Regions from separate parts of the Homo sapiens genome. Here region 1 is linked to region 2. A link is an interaction called in ENCODE POLR2A ChIA-PET data of the cell type or tissue named here. Cell type or tissue: GM12878. All regions are shown on one strand. Each heading gives the region's core, and the rest is flanking DNA. Links, peaks and the distances in the headings are about the cores only. Region 1 overlaps PALM2AKAP2 (PALM2 and AKAP2 fusion). Region 2 overlaps PALM2AKAP2 (PALM2 and AKAP2 fusion).

Region 1 (9,463 bases), core at 420-8,419, 180 kb before region 2:
ATTGTGGTATTAGACATACAAAGATGCAGATCACACACATGGGCCTCAGCCTAGTGGTGAAGATAAGACTAAAAACAGATGTATCCAACAATGTTGCCAGTGCAATGGTAAGCAGGGTTCTCAACAGCGGTGCTATTGACATTTGGGGCCAGGTGCCTCTTTGTTGGGGCTGTCCTGTGTGCTGTATGAAGGATATTAAGCAGCATCCCTGGCTTCCACCAACTAGTAGCGCTCACCTGTCATGACAATCAAAAATGTATCCCAACATTGCCAAATGTCCCCTTGGAGACAAAACAGCCCTCAGTTGAGACCACTGGGAAAGACGCACAAGGTATCACGAGAGTATAGAAGAGGAATTCTTAAGCCAGAGAGGCATAATCAAAGAATGCTTCTCAGAGAAACTGTCATCTGAACTGAGTCTTAAAAGATGAGTCTGGTCAACGGGAGAGGGATTCCAGGCAGAGGAGAGAGCATGAATAGTGAAGGAAACAGGGTAGTGTGATGCCTTCCAGACTACAAACAGCTCGTTGTAAGGTGCAAGGCAGCAGCAGGGGAGATGAGCCTGGAGAGGGAGATGGGCCCCAGATCACAAATGTCAGGTTTGGGAATCTGGGCTTTATTCTAGATGCAATCACTCTTCACATGATTAGAGTAGCTATGCCAGCCTTGAATCTTCATAAATTCTCATTAAATGTCCCTGATAGCATTTCTATCCAAGACAATATTTCTGCTATTTCAGCAATGGTAATCTTGCTAAATTTTTGGTCAATTGCCAATCTCTGGTATCTTCTTTTTCTTTTCTCCTGGCTTTTTGTCCTTGAAGCCCATTTTTCCTTACTCATTGATCCCTTGACAGACACAGGACCAGTTCTCCTCATGCCCCATCTACCCATCTTAGCCGAGTCCCGCAGTCACTCAATTTCCACTATTTTCCTCCCAAAATATTACATCTCACATCCAGTAAACAGTTGTCATCTCATAAGCCATAAAACAATCAATCAATCAACTATCAATTCTGAAACTTTTGCTTATTTGGAAGGTTAGCCTAGGGTAGGTGTTTATAAAAATTATTTAAAAACAAAGACAACAACTGGCTACATGGCCTGAACGTCCCTGCAGAGGACATGTGTTTTCTTGATCTGACATACATGTCCCTCAATTTCCCTTAAAGAACCACCTCTTCTGCCACTCTCTACCTTCATTCTGCACCGTGGTCTAGGGGGAGCTCTCACTCCTTCAGCTCTAGGAGTGAGCAGGTGACCTAAGTCTGACCAATCAGAGCACTGCCGCTCACCCCCACCCCATCCCTGGGGGTCATAAGGAGCAGGAGAAGCAATCAGAGCCCATGAGACCCCATTCTGAGACTTGTTGGAACTGTACGGAATTGAGAAAGTAGAATAAAAGCCGGAAGCTGCTGTCAGTCACCTTGATACAGCAAGCAAGAGTCTACTAGAGAATAGAACCAACACAGAGGGAAACACAGCTGAGTGGGGAAAGAGAGGCGGATAACATCGTTTGAATTTCTAGATCCCACAATGCCTCAAGTCTATCCCTGTACCTTTACCTTTCAGTGATATTAGCCAATAAATTCCACTTATTAAGCCAGTTTGAGTTATGCAGATTACAGTCCTTCTACAGCATTTCACTGCCCTTAAAACCACACAGAACTAAGCTCACTTAAAAAAAAATCTAAAGTGCAAAAAATTGACTTTTTTCACTTTCAGTATATTCTTTTTACTAACTAAAGTATTTATTACAAATTTCTTTGGGTTTAAAAAAGCATATAATACATTACACAGTTCTACATTCATTAATTAAAATACAAGGAAACAATATTCAGATTGTACAATTTTCCCATTTATAACTTTGAGAAAAGGATAAGTCAATCAGATCTTACTTCTTTTTTTTTGAGGCGGAGTCTCACTCTGTCACTCAGACTGGAATGCGGTGGCACAATCTCAGCTCACTACAGCCTCCACCTCCCGGGTTCATGTAATTCTCCTGCCTCAGCCTCCCAAGTAGCTGGGACTACAGGAATGCACCACCACACCTGGCTAATTTTTGTATTTTTAGTAGATACGGAGTTTCACTATGTTGGCCAGGCTGATCTTGAACTCCTGACCTCAGGTGGTCCTCCCGCCTCGGCTTCACAAAGTGCTGAGATTACAGGTATGAGCCACTGCAACTGGCCAGATCTTACTTCTGACATCTCAGGCAACCTTTCACATGAAAAGTGTCAGACACAGCTGTGCTATTTGTTACAAAAGGGCTTGGCTCCATCTTCAGAAGTGGTAGTAAACTTGATACTCAAACATGCCAATAGAAATTTGAAGCAAAATATATTTAGGGGATCATGGAACTGTTCTTTATCTTGATTGTGGTGATGTTTCCTCAACTGTAAGCATTTATCTAAACTCATAGAGATGTACAGCAAAAAGAATGAATTTCACTATGTGTAAGTAAAAAATAAATAAATCTTGGCTGGGCGCGGTGGCTCACACCTGTAATCCCGGCACTTTGGGAGGCCAAGGCGGGCAGATCATGAGGTCAGGAGATCAAGACCATCCTGGCTAACACGGTGAAACCCCATCTCTACTAAAAATACAAAAAATTAGCCGGGTGTGGAGGCAGGCGCCTATAGTCCCAGCTACTCGGGAGGCTGAGGCAGGAGAATGGCATGAACCCGGGAGGTAGAGATTGCAGTGAGCGGAGATCGTGCTACTGCACCCCAGCCTGGGCGACAGAGCAAGACTCTGTCTCAAAAAAAAAAAAAAAAAAAAAGAATAAATCTCAAAGATTAAAAAGCCCATCACACAGACACACACACACACACACACCCCAACCACCAAGGATCAGAAAAGCAACGAGGATCACACACATTATAAGTCAGCACATGTAAATTTCAGAGTTTTGAAAAGGAAGTTACCTCTCTTTAGTTAAGAGGGTTTTTTAAAAAAATCTTTATTGACCGTAGACAATACCTGATCTTTGTGGACTTGAAAAACCTCACACGTGCAGCTCCATTCTTCATTACACTACTGCATTATCACTACACTGATATAGACAGGATTGCAGTTACCTCACCAACTCTTTGACTTCTAAGAGAAGCACACAAACATAAAACCTGCCCCAAATCCCTGCAAAGTGCCAAGTGCCCGACTAGCAGCAGGTCTGAAACAGAGCTCATGTAGTTGTTTTCAAACCCTAAGGCCATTCTTTAGCTTTACCCATGCCGACCTATGTTGTCAGCATGTTCAAGGTCAATGCAAAAAAAAAAAAATTGAGCTAGATTTTAAAGCATAGCATGTATACCGTTCATACATTCCCAGCTTAACAGCTACGTGCCTAGTTTTTCCACAGTGCATCTAACATTATTACTAAGGGGCTGAGAAATCATCACAGCATTAAAACATCAGGTAAAAAAATCCCAGAGAACATTTCTACTGATGCTTTGCCTCCTTGAAAAATGCTATATAAGTTGAAGGTACTAAGGTATTACAGTAATTACTAGGGAAAAATAAATAATTCACAATAAATTTAGAACTTGAAGCAGATCAGCATTTTTATAGACCTAGAGTTATTCTGCTTTACCTCTCTTAAAGAAATGTTGGCCATGGGAACACAACATTAGCTTTTTAGAACTCCCAGAAACTGAAATGTTTGGGATATGCTTTTTCTCTCTGGGTGACTCAATGCCTTGAGTTCATAAATGCAATGTCCCTGAAGAATAAAAGAGAAATGTGCCTTAATGAGCTTGAGGCATGAAAGGTGTAAGTTCCCTCTGCAGCAAGCAAAAGTCCACAGTAAAAGTAACTGAGACCTACCGTGAAGAGAGAGAACAGCATCCAGGTGGCAATCATGACCTAACTTTCCCTCAGTTATATCTGATCTTCAGAACCCACTGTGCCTACAGCTTCGTCCCAGTTTCCCTTTCTTCAGTAGGACATCCGATGTAAGGACACAGGAACACAGCCCTCTGCCAGGTCACAGGATTTCAGGGGAAGCAGGACTGAGCTCGCATCCTGTACCTGCCCGCACACACCTGGTGGACGCTGCCCCAGGAAGCACACAGGCTGCAATGTGAACCGGCCCGACTTCTCCGGTTCAAAGGTACACTTTGGAACCATGTTACAGCCTTCAAGGGCAAATGAAACAGGAGTCGAGTGTATTTACGTTTACACAGCTACTAATGATCAGATTACATTTTATCAGATCAATTATGATTTGACAAATACTAGCTGTTACTTGAATTCAAATGTAATAGGATAACATGCCCTGGGTAAGCAGTAGGCAGTTGTGGTTTTTTGTTGTTGTTGTTTTAGTTTTCATCTTTTAAAGTCATGATGACTTATAATGTAAACATCAGAAAGTGACCTTCAAGACTTTTCTCCTCCTGTAAAAGGCTGCTGGCTCTCCACGATAAGGAAGAGTCACTGGACACTGTTTACAGTAAAGAGAAGTAACACTATTGGTTCAAACAAAGGCACCTTTACAGAGAGGAAGAAAACCTGTTTAGCAAAGAGGCAGGTGCAAAAAGGGATGAGCATCTTGTGAAACACGATACAAAATGAAGTCAAGGCACAGCCGTTCCTGGTAATGGCATGAGAATACAATTCTAGCCTCCTAAGACACAAAAGTCAAAATCCTATTTTTGTTAAGAATTGTGTTAAGAAGGGATTTTTTTAAACATTGTCCTGTCTTTAAGATTTTAGGTAAAGTATGCTCCTGGTGTCAGAGTTAGGATGTCTGGCTTCCTCCTTCTAAGGCCAAGGGGTAACTGTGACCTCATCCACTGGCCCCTGGAATCAACTAGTACTTATCTCCATCTCAGGACTTGCTGTAGCCATGCCATATTCCTTAATAAAGATCTTTTCATGGCTGGTTTTTACCTGCTTTATATTATCTCTAGAGATCATTTTAATTCCACTTTAAAACATTCTATCAGACATAACTAGTCTTGGCTTCAGCCCCATTTTCAACAAGTGAAATTAAAGGAGGCAGTTCTTTGAAATGCATACATGTGCTCTCCAACAAGTGATCTAGTTTCCCTTTCTTACTGCTTCTCCCATCCGCCTCCCCAGTGCCCTTTCTCCCTATTGCTCTGCACTGCCCATTATGGTGCTCCTAGCCATAGGCTGGTTACTGACTACTTGAAATGTGGCCAGTGTGACTGAGGATCTGATTTTTTAAATTGTATTTAGTTAACTTAAATGCAAACTGTAGGCCGGCGCGGTGGCTCATGCCTGAAATGCCAGCACTTTGGGAGGCCAACGCAGGTGGATCACCTGAGGTCAGGAGTTCCAGACCAGCCTGATCAATAAGGTGAAACCCTAGCTCTACTAAAAATACAAAAATTAGCTGGGCGTGGTGGCTTGAAGCTGTATTCCCAGCTACTTGGGAGGCTGAGACAGGAGAATTTCTTGAACCCGGGAGGCGGAGGTTGCAGTGAACTGAGATCGCATCACTGCACTCCAGCCTGGGCGACAGAGTGACACTCTGTCTCAGAAAAAAAAAAAAAAAAAAAAAAAAAAAAAAAACACGTAAATGCAAACTTTAATAGCTACTTGTGGCCAGTGGCTGGAGAGTGCAGCTATATAGCTCTTTATTTTGAGGCAGGAGAATAGGGTCTAGAGGCAGGGAACCTAAAGCCAATTCACGCTGACTACCTAGAACTGAATCAAAAGGAAAACCTCAACTTTCCACACCAAAGTAACAAAAGGACCAGAACTACTCCCTTTGCAAATCCCCCACCCTTTTCTTGTGTGGCAGATGAAAAATTGAAATTATGTCTGATTGCTCCCTTCCCACAACCAATCAGGTTGGCCTTGGGCCAAATCTTCATTTGCATAGAAGTATAACTTTGTAACTTCACTGCAGCCTCTGATTGGTTGCTTTCCACAATCAGATGTTTGCATAGGGTGTAGCTTTGTAACTTCAGCCTCTGATTGGTCCCCTCCTGCAACCAATCAGACTAATCATGAGCCACTACTTCATTACATAGGGCATACACCAAGTAACCAATGGGAAATCTCTAAAGGGTATTTAAACCCCAGACAATTCTGTAACCAGTCCCTTGAGCTGCTTGCTGCTTGTGAAGGCACACCTTGTGGTGTGTGCTTTCATTTTCAATAAATCTCTGCTTTTGTTGCTTCATTCTTTCCTTCCTTTGTTTGTGCATTTTGTCCAATTCTTTGTTCAAGATGCCAAGAACCTGGACACCCTCCACTGATAACAATTTGAACAGCTCTTTTTTGCAATTCAGAACCATACAATACAAATGCTGTTGTCTCAGAGACCTCCTCCCTTGATCAGCACATCTAAGCAGCCCCCTCATCCCACATTCCCTTTCTTCCCTTCTCAGCACTTATTACCACTCCAAATGGCTCTGTGTTTGCTTCCCTCCTCTACGATCTCAGGTCCCTGAGGACAGAAACCTCATCCATCTTCCTCACTACTGTCTCCTACATGCCTAGAACAGTAACTGGCCTATGGCAGACACTTAGTAAATATTTGTTGAGTCAATGAATGAAATGAACCAGCTCACCTAGCCGGGGTGCTTCCTTGATGAAATGGGAAAAGAGAAATCCATGCAGCTTGGTTAGTAAATGGCTTTTTTAAAGTCAGAACTCTGCCCCATGGAACCATGTTCTAGAACTCATTCACAGCATCCAGTTCTGCATTCAAATGACAAGGAACTGAAGGAGCCTCCAAACCACGATAAGGCTGGAACCTTAGAGGCCATGGTCTTGGGACTCTCCAAGAATAGACATGAGGCTTCTGTAATAGACTGGGGAAGAGCCACCTCTGAACAAATGATTGCAACTGTGAAGACCTGCAAGATTAGTCCCAGCCCTACTGGGAATGAGCTGGGTCAGGTACTGTGCAGTGATCAAGACAAACATGGTCCTCAAACCTTTGGGGCCTCTCCGACACATCAGACACATTAATAGTATTAAGATGATGCATTAGTTCTGTGATGCTCTTGATGGAGAGCACAAAAGGGGACACCTTTCTCCTCCTGGGGTGATCAACAAAGGCTTCTCATAGCAAGGGCTGATAAAGCTGAGTCTTAAAGTGGGGTAGAGTTAGCCATGTTAGAGAGAAGGACCAGCATGGTGGAGAGAATTGGGAGTTGGGTGTGACAGGGAGATGTGAGATAGTTAGTCCAGGCAGGAAGGATAGCAAGAGCAAAGTCACCTGAGGTATGGAATGGCGTAGTGTTTACAGAGAATTGCAATTACTTTGGTTTTACTTGAGTGTAAACAGTGAAGTCTGGAGTGGCAAGAAATAAAGCCAGAGCAATGGGTAGGGGGTCAAATCATTGACCACCTAGGCTTTGAATGCCAAGGATTTGGGGTCTTCTTCCTAGGGCAATGGGTGAGAGGCTTTAAGAAGAGAGATGAAATGACTATCTGTTTTGTAATGATCTTCATGACCCTAGAGATTTACTGGGGGCAAAGAAACTGGAAAAGTACATAACACTTGAGACAAATACACTCTGTAGGACAGGGATGGAAAATACTGCCTCTGTGTCCAGAAACCTGATGGTGCCAACTGGGCCAAAAGTGATATGGCTGCCAAAGACAGGTTGATAGTCAAGTCATTTAGACTGACTTTGCAACTTAATGCATGTGCATGTACACACACGCACCTATGGGGTCATGAGCCCAATGCCCACAGGTACAACAGTAATAATCAGTGGAGCCCCAGCAAGAAATGCCATCTTGGAAAGTCAGCAAATGGTACAAGTCATTCTCTGCAGCTTTTCAAGGAATTGCCTCTATGTAGGTCTGATCAAGCATGCTTTAGATTCAAATCCAGCAAACATTTATTTAGTGCCTACTATGTGCTGGGTGCTCTCATAGACATTAACTTCTTTAATAATCATAGTATTAAGCACATCTCTCAGACCTTTTATACTGCCCAGACATCTGCATATAGATGGCTTTTCTTTTTTATATTTTAATCCATTTTTACCTTCATTAGATTAAAATGCAAATAGCAAGCACATAGTTTTTAAAAATCAAACAGAGTTTAAGAGTTAAATTGTCAAACAAGTGCCCCACACCCTCCCACTTCTCAGTCTTATACCACTTGCAACTCTTTGTAGTTATTTCTTTTTTTTTTTTTTTTTGAGATGGAGTCTCACTCTTATTGCCCAGGTGGAGTGCAGTAGTGCAATCTCAGCTCACTGCAACCACTGCCTCCCGGGTTCAAGCGATTCTCCTGCCTCAACCTCCCGAGTAGCCAGGATTACAGGCACACACCACCATGCCCAGGTAATTTTTGTATTTTTAGTAGAGATGGGGTTTCAACATTTTGGCCAGTCTGGCCTCAAACTCCTGACCTCAGGTGATCCGCCCGCCTCGGCCTCCCAAAGTGCTAGGATTACAGGTGTGAGCCACTTCGCATGGGCTGTAGTTATTTCTTTTTGGTACTTGCCACACTTTTCTAAATATGATGTTTAGGCTATCTTGCTTTCTATTTATCAGTTTTAGGCATTATCCATTGGCATCCCCCTCAACTTGTCCTCCCAATATTTTTATTTACTTCACAAATTTATTATTCAGTGTTTATTATTAGGTTCATATAAATTTTGTGCACTGAAGACTTACAGAGTATACTATGTTTTCTTGTCTAATTTTCTGAGGTTTTTTCCTCTGAAGTTAACTATATTCCTCAATTACTTAGTTTTCTACTTACATATTGCTAACTCGGCCCAAAGTTCCAGATCGGTGAAACATCACAGTAGTATTTTCTACATCCATACATCAAGAAATCCACCTGTTCCATTGTGTCCCACAGCCATGGGTCTTCCTGCTCCAGTCTTGCTTAGTTGACTGCTAGACTTTATATTTTCTTGAGTTTCTATATCCCTGGTTTCCTGTATCCCACCTCTTATACTTTTTCAACTTACCCCTTCACCTTGCTGGACCATATCCTCCAGTACCTTTCCCTTTCCTTTGTACACATTCTCTTTAACTTTAATTACTATTTTTTATTAAAGACATACAGTTACATAGTTTAAAGCGCCTAATAGTACAGAAAACAACAATTCCTACGGGTCACCACTTCGGCCTGCTTCCCTCCGATTTTTCCTCCCAAGAGTAAGTACAATTGGCCCTCTGCGTCTGTGGTTACACACTGTAGACTCAACCAACCACGATGGAAAATATATTTTTTAAAGTATGGTTGCATCTAGGCCGGGCGCGGTGGCTCACGCCTGTAATCCCAGCACTTTGAGAGGCCGAGGCAGGCAGATCATAAGGTCAGGAGATCAAGACCATCCTGACTAACACAGTGAAATCCCATCTCTACTAAAAATACAAAAAAAAAAATCAGCTGGGCGTGGTGGCACATGCCTGTAGTCCCAGCTACTCGGGAGGTTGAGGCAGGAGAATCGCTTGAACCCGGGAGGTGGAGGTTGCAGTGAGCCGAGATCGTGCCACTGTACTCCAGCCTG
Region 2 (9,463 bases), core at 598-8,597:
ACTGAGTTTCAACCCAAATGCAATGAATGAAGGAAATGGAGAGTTTATGTCAGATCCAATAGCAGATTTTTCTATAAGTTCACATGTGGCCTTGGGCCAGGCTCTGAGGGTGTGGTCAGTCCAGGCTGCTCTCTTTCTCAGGAAAACCTGAGTCCTGGGGCAAAGCAGCTTCGCAAGGAACAGAGTGTCATGGGGTTAACAACAGTCATCCCAGCCAGGCTGCAGACGCCACTGTTTTGTAGTTTCATGACTGAAATCTAATGCAGTCTTCTCTGGAAGAGCCAAGTAGATGTTGCTGTGCTAAAAATAAAGAATGGGCAGGAAGTGTAATTTACACGCAAGGTTAATTGAGGATCCGTAGGCTGTGGCAGGTGCACATAACAGCCTCTAACCTGCTTGCTCAGTTCCTTCTGAGCAAAAAGCAAACTGTAATAAGCCATAAGGAAAGGTGACACACTGCAGCTGTGTAGGTTTAATTTACTGGAGATGAGGTTGCAATCATGGCCAAATGGTCTTATAAAATGTACCTAACCCCAATAGATCATCCTCACAAGAAAACAGAAAGGAACTCTCGCTCTGGGAAGTGCATCGATCATGCTCTTATTTCAAAGTTTATTTAGACATTCATCCATCTAACTTCATGCAAACACCTTCTCTGTATCAGGCACTATGCTGAGCACTGGGGATGGAGAAATAAATCAGACACAGTGTCTGCTCATGAGACTTCTTGGTCAAGTAATGCAAACAGCCATGTGAACACATAAATTACAATACAAACCAAAAATAGCAATAATAGAGGAAAGAACAACATGCTGTAGAATAGTTGGTTCTGCCTGGGAGTGTGTGGTGGGGACGCTGAGTGGTCTTCTCAATATCTATTCTCCCCCTCTTCCAAACTAACAGAATCCTTATTTGGTTGGGGATGGCAACATGCCCACCTGAAAAAAATTATGTATCCTAGCTTCCACTGAAGATAAAGCTGGCCATGGGACAGCTCTGGCCAATGAGATGTAAGTAAAAATGATCCGAAGGGACTTCCACACAACTCCCTAAAAGGGAAAGGAGGGCTGGGTGCGGTGGCTCATGCCTGTAATCCCAGCACTTTGGGAGACTGAGGCTGGAGGATTGCTTGAGCCCAGGAGGATGAGACCAGCCTGAGCAACGTGGCAAGACAAGACCCCCACCTCTACAAATAATAAAAAGTTAGCTGGGCATGGTGACATATACCCTTAGTTCTAGCTACTCTGGAGGCTAAGGTGGGAAGATCACTTGAGCCCAGGAGTTCAAGACTGCAGTGAGTGATGATCACAACACTGTACTCCAGTCTGGGTGACAGAGTGAGACCCTGTCTCAAAAAAAAAAAAAAAAAAAAAAGGAAAGGAGCGTTGGCTTAAGTGACATTTGCCTTTCCTTCCTTCCTGCCAGGTACAGGGACCTGGTGCTAAAGAGACGCATTCGTTTCCAATTCCTGCTATAACAACTACAACAAACTTAGTGGCTTACAACAATCTACATTTATTATCTTATATTTCTGTATGTCAGAAGTCTGACACGGGGTTTGCCAGGCTAGAATCAAGGTGCTGGCAGCGTTGTGTTCCCTTCTGCAGGCTCTAGGGGAGAATCCATTTCCTTGCCCTTTTCAGCTCCCTGAGGTCACCCACGTTCCGTGCCTTGTGGGTCCCTTCCTCCATCTTCAAAACCAGCACTGTTGCATCTCTCTGACCTTCCCTGCAGCCACCCCTCCTTCTGATTTCTGCCTCCCTCTTCCACATTTAAGGATCTTGTGGTTATACAAAGTGTACCCAGATAATCCAGGATACTGATCTCCCTATTTTAAAGTCAGCTGTTTGGAAACTCTAATTCCATCTGTAATTTTAATTCCTCTTTGCCATGGAACCTACCATATTCACAGGTTCTGAGGCTTAGCCTGTGGACATCTCTGGGGGTCCATTATTCTACCTACTGCAAGGGATATGATGCTATAGGCAGAGCAGTAATCCTATGTCCACAGGGGCAATAGTATGTCTGAGTGTGCAGAAAGAGAGACATTGCCTGGGTCCCAGAGGGCACGATGGAAAGAGTACACCACTTCTGGAATGCCTGGCTCCAGATTGCTTGTTATGGGCTTAAGCCTCTGTTGTGATCATAGCTGAATGCAATTCTCAACTGATACAGGTGGTGAGAAAAACTCGACAAAGTAGATGATGAATTAACTGGGCCTTGAAGGATGCATTCACCAGGTAGAAAAGAGGAGAAAATGAGCCAGGCAGAGGAGACAGCATGGGCCAAGGCCCAGCATATCACATGTCCCTCCTGTCACTCAGGAGCATGTGGCCTTGTGTGGCCTTTTTGGGTCACAGCCTGCGCTGCCCTCCAGCTTCATAGCTCAGCACGGTGCCTTGGATAGGTTCTCGCCGTTTCCGTCCCCACTCCCAATGGCTCACTCATGCTCTCCTTCTGCTTCACTTGCCTGGCTCTCAAATACCTGGCCTTCAAGGCTCTGCTGAGAGCCTACCTTCCTGCAAGGCCCAAACAAAGAGAAGGGAAGACAGAGCATGCTGGCTGCTGGGGACCCGTGCCATTCAATCTCCAGTTCCTGCTTCCCAGATCCTCAGCTACTCCTTTGCCCTTCTTACTTACAAAAGCCAATACATTGGGAGGCCAAGGTGGGTGGATCACTTGAGGTCAGGAGTTTCAGACCAGCCTGTCCAATGTGGTGAAACTCCGTCTCTACTAAAAATACAAAAATTAGCTGGGCATGGTGGCAGGTGCCTATAATCCCAGCTACATGGGAGGCTGAGGCAGGAGAATCGCTTGAACCTGGGAGGCAGAGGTTGCAGTGAGCCGAGATCATGCCATTTCACTCTAGCCTGGGCGACAGTGCAAGATTCCATCTCAAAAAAAAAAAGCAAGCCAATATATTTTCCCTTTGCCTGGGTGTTGGTCAGTTGAATCCAAAGGAGCACAGACAAATACAACTTGGTTTTTAATTGTTTTACTGTTTGGAGAGGGTCTTGTCTGTGAACTCAGGTGGGCTTCATTTTTCCTTCCCCATCAATGATGATAATAATTATTATAATACTAACAATTCTAATATTGTTTTTGCTAGATACAGTAATATATGTAACAATAATAATCATAAGGATTAGGATTATTGAGTGCTTACTGTGTGCTTGGAACTGTTATGAGTGTTTTACGTACATTATAATACTTAATCTTCACAATATCCCATGAAGTAAAAAAATCTGCAACTCCCATGACACAGATGGATGGATACACAGAAAGAGCACTGACTTGTCCAGGGTTGCAGAGATGATGTGCAGCCAGAATTTGGACCCTGGTGGTCTGGCTGGGGAACCAGTACCCTTTGCCCCTATCCTTGACATCCTCCCATGACCACTTGCCCTTTTACCTTCATTCCCTAAAGAATGCACATTGCAACACAATATATATTTTTCAAGCTCACAGAAGCACAGGTCAGACTGGGAGTAGAAGCCATTGAACTTAATTGCTCTCCAGAAACATGAAGTCCTTGAACTGTCCTCCACCCAACGATTATTTCACACCTTCTTGAACTTCTCCACACATGGGGAGCTCACCACCTCCCATGGCAAGCCAATCCCTCTTGGGACACTTAGGCCCATCGTAATGCCCACTCACAGATTTAAGCAATGTATCCCTCCCTATATCTTTCATTATCTGAGTTCCATCCCTTGAAAGGGCAGAGATCAAGTTTAGTAAACATCATGAATTATAAAGGCTCCACTCTGGGAAATGGGAAGATCTGGGGCAAACAAAACTTATTTTCCATGGTGGAGTACAGATACAAAGAGGTCCAGCAGTAGGAGGTGGTAGAAAGAGCAGAAAAGGAAAGGAGTAGAAAAACCAAGGGGAAAGAGGACTCCTGGGACCCTTCATGCAGTGAACTCAGCACCAACTAAAAGAGGAGGCAAGAGAAGCAGTAAAGAAGTGCTCACAAAATTCTCAGGACCCTATGAACACTTCTGAAAAAGGCTTACGCAAGACCAGCATATTCCTGACGATGGGCTGAGCCTTTATGAAATAACTCACTATTGAGAGACATAGACTAGGGTTACGCCCTACCCTATAGCCAAACACATTGCTACTCAGTTGACATGGGTTTGAATCTCAGTAACTACTCTCCGAATAAAAGGAGATGCTGACCAACTGGCTTAAGGTGCTTAATTCAGACCTGTTCTCTTCTCTGGAACTGCAGTTTCATAGTTGAGCAGTCAAGTGGGGTGCCTGTCTGGCCAACCTGCCAAAACAAGAACCTCAGAAGAAGTGTTTGCTGCTCAGAGGAGAGGAAAGCTGCCCACATGTTTATGAATTCAGCACAAGTAAAAGTGGAAAGGGGACTGCTAAGTTGCTCAATTTCCATCCTCCCCTTCTCTCAAAGCAATGTCATTCCTGTGGCTGAGCTGGGCATATGGCCACACAGAGTAAAGGCCACATCTCTCAGCATCCTTTGTAGCCACATGCTCTGGCCAAAGGCATGTAAGTGAAAGTGCTATATGTCAGCTCCTAGAATCTTCTTTAGCCCTTTCTTCTCCAGTTCTTTCTTCATCCTTTGCCTGAAATGCACATGTATGCAGCTGAGGCACAAACTGCCATCTTGGTCACTGTTGACAAGGATCAGTCTTTAGGGTTAAAGTGGAACAGGTCTGGGTCCCTAAGGAATTCACAGGGCACAGCCACCAAACAGCTCTTAACTGCATGCCTGTGGATGTTTACATAACTGCAGACCTGTGGATTTTTATTGAAGGGAGAAATAAGCATCTTGGCCGGGCGCGGTGGTTCACGCCTGTAATCCCAGCATTTTGGGAGGCCGAGGTGGGTGGATCACGAGGTCAGGAGATCAAGACCATCCTGGCTAACATGGTGAAACCCCATCTCTACTAAAAATACAAAAAATTAGCTGGGCGTAGTGGCGGGCGCCTGTAGTCCCAGCAACTCGGGAGGCTGAGGCAGGAGAATGGCATGAACCCAGGAGGCGGAGCTTGCAGTGAGCCGAGATTGCGCCACTGCACTCCAGCCTGGGCAACAGAGCCAGACTCCGTCTCAAAAAAAAAAAAAAAAAAAGAAATAAGCATCTTGTTTAAGCCACTGTTATTGTGGGTCTCTGTTCCTTGCATCCACATGGAATCCTAATTAATACAAGACACTTACCACATATTGTTGAATTTGAAGGAATGCTCTTAGAATTGTGCTGAGAATTAGGGATCACAGCTAATCAGAGCTTAGAGTCTTATCCATGACTCAGCAGCAGAAGAAAAAAAAATGAGCAATTGCAAGGTTGTGAATTCATTACTGCTAATCAACGCCTGTAAATGGGGTTGGCTGGAACTGTGCTTTGCCCCCCTTCTACTCCCCAAATCTCTGCCACATCCAAAGTCTCAGCAGAGAAGTTTCTACTCCTTGCACAATTATAATCACCCATGTCTTAGCATCTCTTTGGTGCGCTATTTGTGTCCGTCTGGCTTCCTGCCAGAGCCTTTGCCAGCTGAATTATATCAGAAAGAGCCAAGACATGCCTAAGTATACATTTTAAACACCTTTCCAGCCTTGCAGTGCAGCGAGCTGATCGCTCCTATAAATAAGACTTAACAACATAGAGCTCACCCATGACCTTGAAGTTTCAGTTATGTGGTGGGAAGAGAAGACTGATCACATGTGGTTCAGAAGTGAGTGTGGGGACAGGGGCTAAGGTGGCAGGCAGCTGAAAATTTTGCCTGCCCAGGGTCCCTCTGCCCTTTTCTTTTAGGAACAACATCCAGCTCCTCCACTGGGAAAAAAGTCTCTCTAGGGTTCCTTGTAGATTTGGTGAAACTATTGGTCAGAAGGCTCACATCCCTGGCCAAGGAGTAGAAACATATCTAAGCTAGGCCAACTGAACTCTTGCCCAAAGATCTTTGTCTTGAGAGAAGTGACTCAAAGAATAAAAACTAATCGGGGGTGAATTCGTCCCATGGTAAAACTCTGAAGAGACCACTTCATTAGTTCCTGCTGCCTGGAATTCCAGATCTGTCTGAGATGTGATTATCTGACCCCTTCTTCCATCCTAAGAATATTTAACCTCATCGATCTATCTATCTTATCTGTCTGTCTGTCTGTCTATCTATCTATCTATCTAATCTAGCTCTCTAGCAATCTATCTGTCCTATCTATCATCTATCTTAATACCTCCATTTCAATATTCTAGGTAGAACACTGGGAAGAATATTGTTTTCATGCAAATCAATGCTACAAAATTCATTTTCCACATTTCAGGAAGACAGCGCATTTGTTTCTATGGCACTCCACAAATATTTATCCTTTGTGACTCAATTTGTAAGGAAACAGCTTCCTTTTATTTAGATGAGTCTATCTGGAGTCACGGCAGATCATTTGGTATTTTAATATGAAAACATGTTAATGGCCCTTAAGTAAACAGAGGATTTCCACTTTTCCTTATGAAAGAACAGGGCCTTCCTTGACTGTAAGGTGTCAGTGGAAACTCAAGCCCATTTCCTCCTCTTTTTTTTTTTTCCTCACGTCATCCCTGAGACAGAAATATGGCAGAGAAGACAAGGGTCCCTTTAAGAATTCCAAAGGTCCAGCTCACATCCTTTCCTGGTGGCTCCCTCTCACCTCCTTCCCAAACCCCATCAAACTTCTTCGGCTGGAAGTTCACACCCTCCATGTTCTGCTCCCACCCCTTTCCAGCCTTATGCCTTCCTGTCTTCAGCCAAGACCTCAAACTGCTCCTGACAAAGCCAGGAAGGACTCCCCACTCTCAACTCCATTGTCTGAAAACAGATATCATAATAAAAGCCCAAATCAAATTACATCTCTTTAGGAATGTTTTCCATAATTCCCCCAGCCCCCCAACCCAGCCTGGTATGTTCATTCATTCTGATTCTCCACAGCATTTCTAACTTTTGGTACACTCTGCCTTGTATTAGAGTGTTAAAAATATATTTATCCTTCCCAACCCTATCTATACCTTCTCCCAAGTGCAGGCTTATTAAGAGATAGGACTATATATTTTGTGTTACTGTACCTCACATTCTTCCCTGTACATACAGATGCTCAATAAATATTTGTTGAGTGCATAAAAAGCAAAGCTACCCAAGAACATGCTTCTAAAGGATTCTATAGTGAATGTAACTTGGAGATGGTGATAGTAAATGTAATTTTTAAAATCTTGGCTTGGTTTTTCTACTTTCCCCTCAAATATACAAATTTAGATATTCAGTGAGAAAAAAGAACAATATTGGACTGATTTATATCTTGATCTAAGTATACAGCTGGGACATGGCAGCACTTTTCATTATTGATGGTGATGTAATCATATTGAAGCCCAAATACAAATAAATGAAAATTTCTCTCTCCATAAGTGTGCTTCAGCCCATGGAGACACCAGCTTTTCTCTCCTTTTCATGTGTATTTACTCCATCTGGAATCACATGACTCACACTATCAGAATCTGTGCAAGTGGATTTCCGTGTAGGAAATCATTTCCAGGCTTGAGCTGAGCACTGATTTCTTTGTTGTGATTCTTATTTGAGTCTGTTTCATCAGAAATAAAGAGTTTTGATTACAGGAAAGTGAGATTATTTCATTTCAAAGCAGTACTTTTCTCAATAGCTTAAACCCCCTCCTTTTCCCCCTAAAAATGTCCCTTTTTTCTAGGAAGAGAAAAAGTCCCATCCAGCCACACCTTCTGACCTCCAGCCTCTGACTCAGACTGTCTGTTGAAGGCCAGCGCCTCCACCCCTGCACCTGAGCTTGTGCAGACTGATCTGGGAGGATACCCCATTAACTATCCCCTCTCCCCTGTGTCTTCACCTCTCTCCAAGATGCCTCCTTCCTGCTAGTCAATAAACAAGAATTATCTCTTTCCATACTAAAAATAAGTGAACTTCTCTTGACCCTGCATCCTGTTCTAGTTGCTGCTGAATCCCTCTTCCAGACTTCCCCAAGGCCAGTCATCTCTTACTGCCTCAACATCCTCACATCCTGACCCCTCCTCAGCCTCAGTCCCTCTGCACTCACCGCCCTGCTGCGTCTGCTCCTAGTCAAGTCCATGCCTCAGCCTCAGTCCCTCTGCCCTCACCGCCCTGCTGCATCTGCTTTTAGTCAAGTCCATGCCTCAGCCTCAGTCCCTCTGCCCTCATGCCCTGCTGCGTCTGCTCCTAGTCAAGTCCATGACTGCCACGTCCAGCGGACCCTCTTTGGTGTGGATCTGTTTGACTTCTTCGTTTTTAAAAACATATTTGATCACTCTTCCTCCATGATGAAGAGACCATGACGCCATGTTCTCCATATGGGCACCTCTTCTCCTACTCTACCACTAAAGGTTTATTTGTTTTATTGTTCTTATTGATTAACATTTAATTCTTGGCTACTCATGTCCAGCCTCATGCTTTAATTCCTACCGAACATGCTTAAATCTATCCAAACTATATCTTCAGCATCTCTCCTGAACTCCAGCCTTTATGTACAATTGTATTTTGAATGTCTCCACCCGGATGGTCCACATACACAACATATACAGGACCAAACTCATCTTTCTCCATAGAGCTGCTCCTCCCTATTCTCTAGCTCAGATGCTGGTACCACCGTTAATCCATTCTACTTAGGAGGGAAACCTAGATGTTGTCTTCACCTCTGGCTTGACCCTCGCTTACTATCATCACGTACATGTATCTTATTAGTCACCAGGTCAACTAAGTGTCTTATTAGCCACCAAGCCAATTTGCCCCACAAATCTCTTTTCATAGCTGCTTCTCTTCAGCCCTAGTATAGGCTCTCTCCTAAATGCCTGCAACAACCTTCTAACCAATCTCTCTGCTTCTATGCAGCCCCATCACCCTAAAATCCAGAATGTGCCTAGACACACCACAATAGCACTCCCCTGCTGAAAACCCCTCATGGGCTCTCTGCTAAAGCTCATGGATATGACACACTCCCAGCCTCTCATTTACCTGCAGAAATGAAGATTTCCTTGTTTGGCTCAATGACTTTGCTCATACCACCCCTCTGCCTGGATTGCCCTTGTTCTCTCTCTTCCCCTTCCCATGGGTAATTACTACTCATTTTTAAAGCATCTGCTCAGGTATCATCTCTTTATGGAAGTCTTCTTTGGACTTTTCCCATGAAGGTGCTCTTCTTCTTTGCTGCCATATCTCATGGACATATTTCTACCACCAACTTTATCCCACTGTATTTTAATCACTCATTCATGGATTTTGGGCTCCCTTCCCTAACTCCAGTTTACAAACCTCTAGAGGATAATTACCATCACTTTTTCATCTTCCTTTGATGATGGCTTCTAGCATCTAGCTGGCCTGTATCTAGCAAGGAACCTGCCTCATTGAAAGTTCTCAGTAAGTGTTGGTTGAGTAAATGACTGTCTCAATGAACACATAAATTGTTTCTCAACTGGAAGTAGCCTCAA

Evidence for each region. Peaks named below come from ENCODE experiments on the same cell type or tissue, not always from the same donor. Only the 100,000 strongest peaks of a DNase experiment are listed, where the experiment ranks them.
Region 1: POLR2A ChIA-PET joins it to region 2 with 8 read pairs; 7 of 35 experiments call an interaction of 5 or more read pairs at or near these places.

What each region holds. Positions count from the first base shown.
Region 1 is chr9:110,084,778-110,094,240 of GRCh38, reverse strand. The region is part of intron 7 of PALM2AKAP2 (PALM2 and AKAP2 fusion); the gene reads right to left. Among named protein-coding and RNA genes, the nearest start is that of C9orf152, 120 kb to the left of the region's middle. RefSeq lists an enhancer at 1,265-1,434. In GM12878, for the core only: no CTCF peak of the experiment used is centred there; no DNase peak of the experiment used is centred there.
Region 2 is chr9:109,909,396-109,918,858 of GRCh38, reverse strand. The region is part of intron 3 of PALM2AKAP2 (PALM2 and AKAP2 fusion); the gene reads right to left. Among named protein-coding and RNA genes, the nearest start is that of PALM2AKAP2, 130 kb to the right of the region's middle. RefSeq lists enhancers at 1-50, 291-340. In GM12878, for the core only: no CTCF peak of the experiment used is centred there; DNase peaks (open chromatin) are centred at 4,279 and 5,603; H3K4me3 peaks cover 1,084 bases; H3K27ac peaks cover 3,369 bases.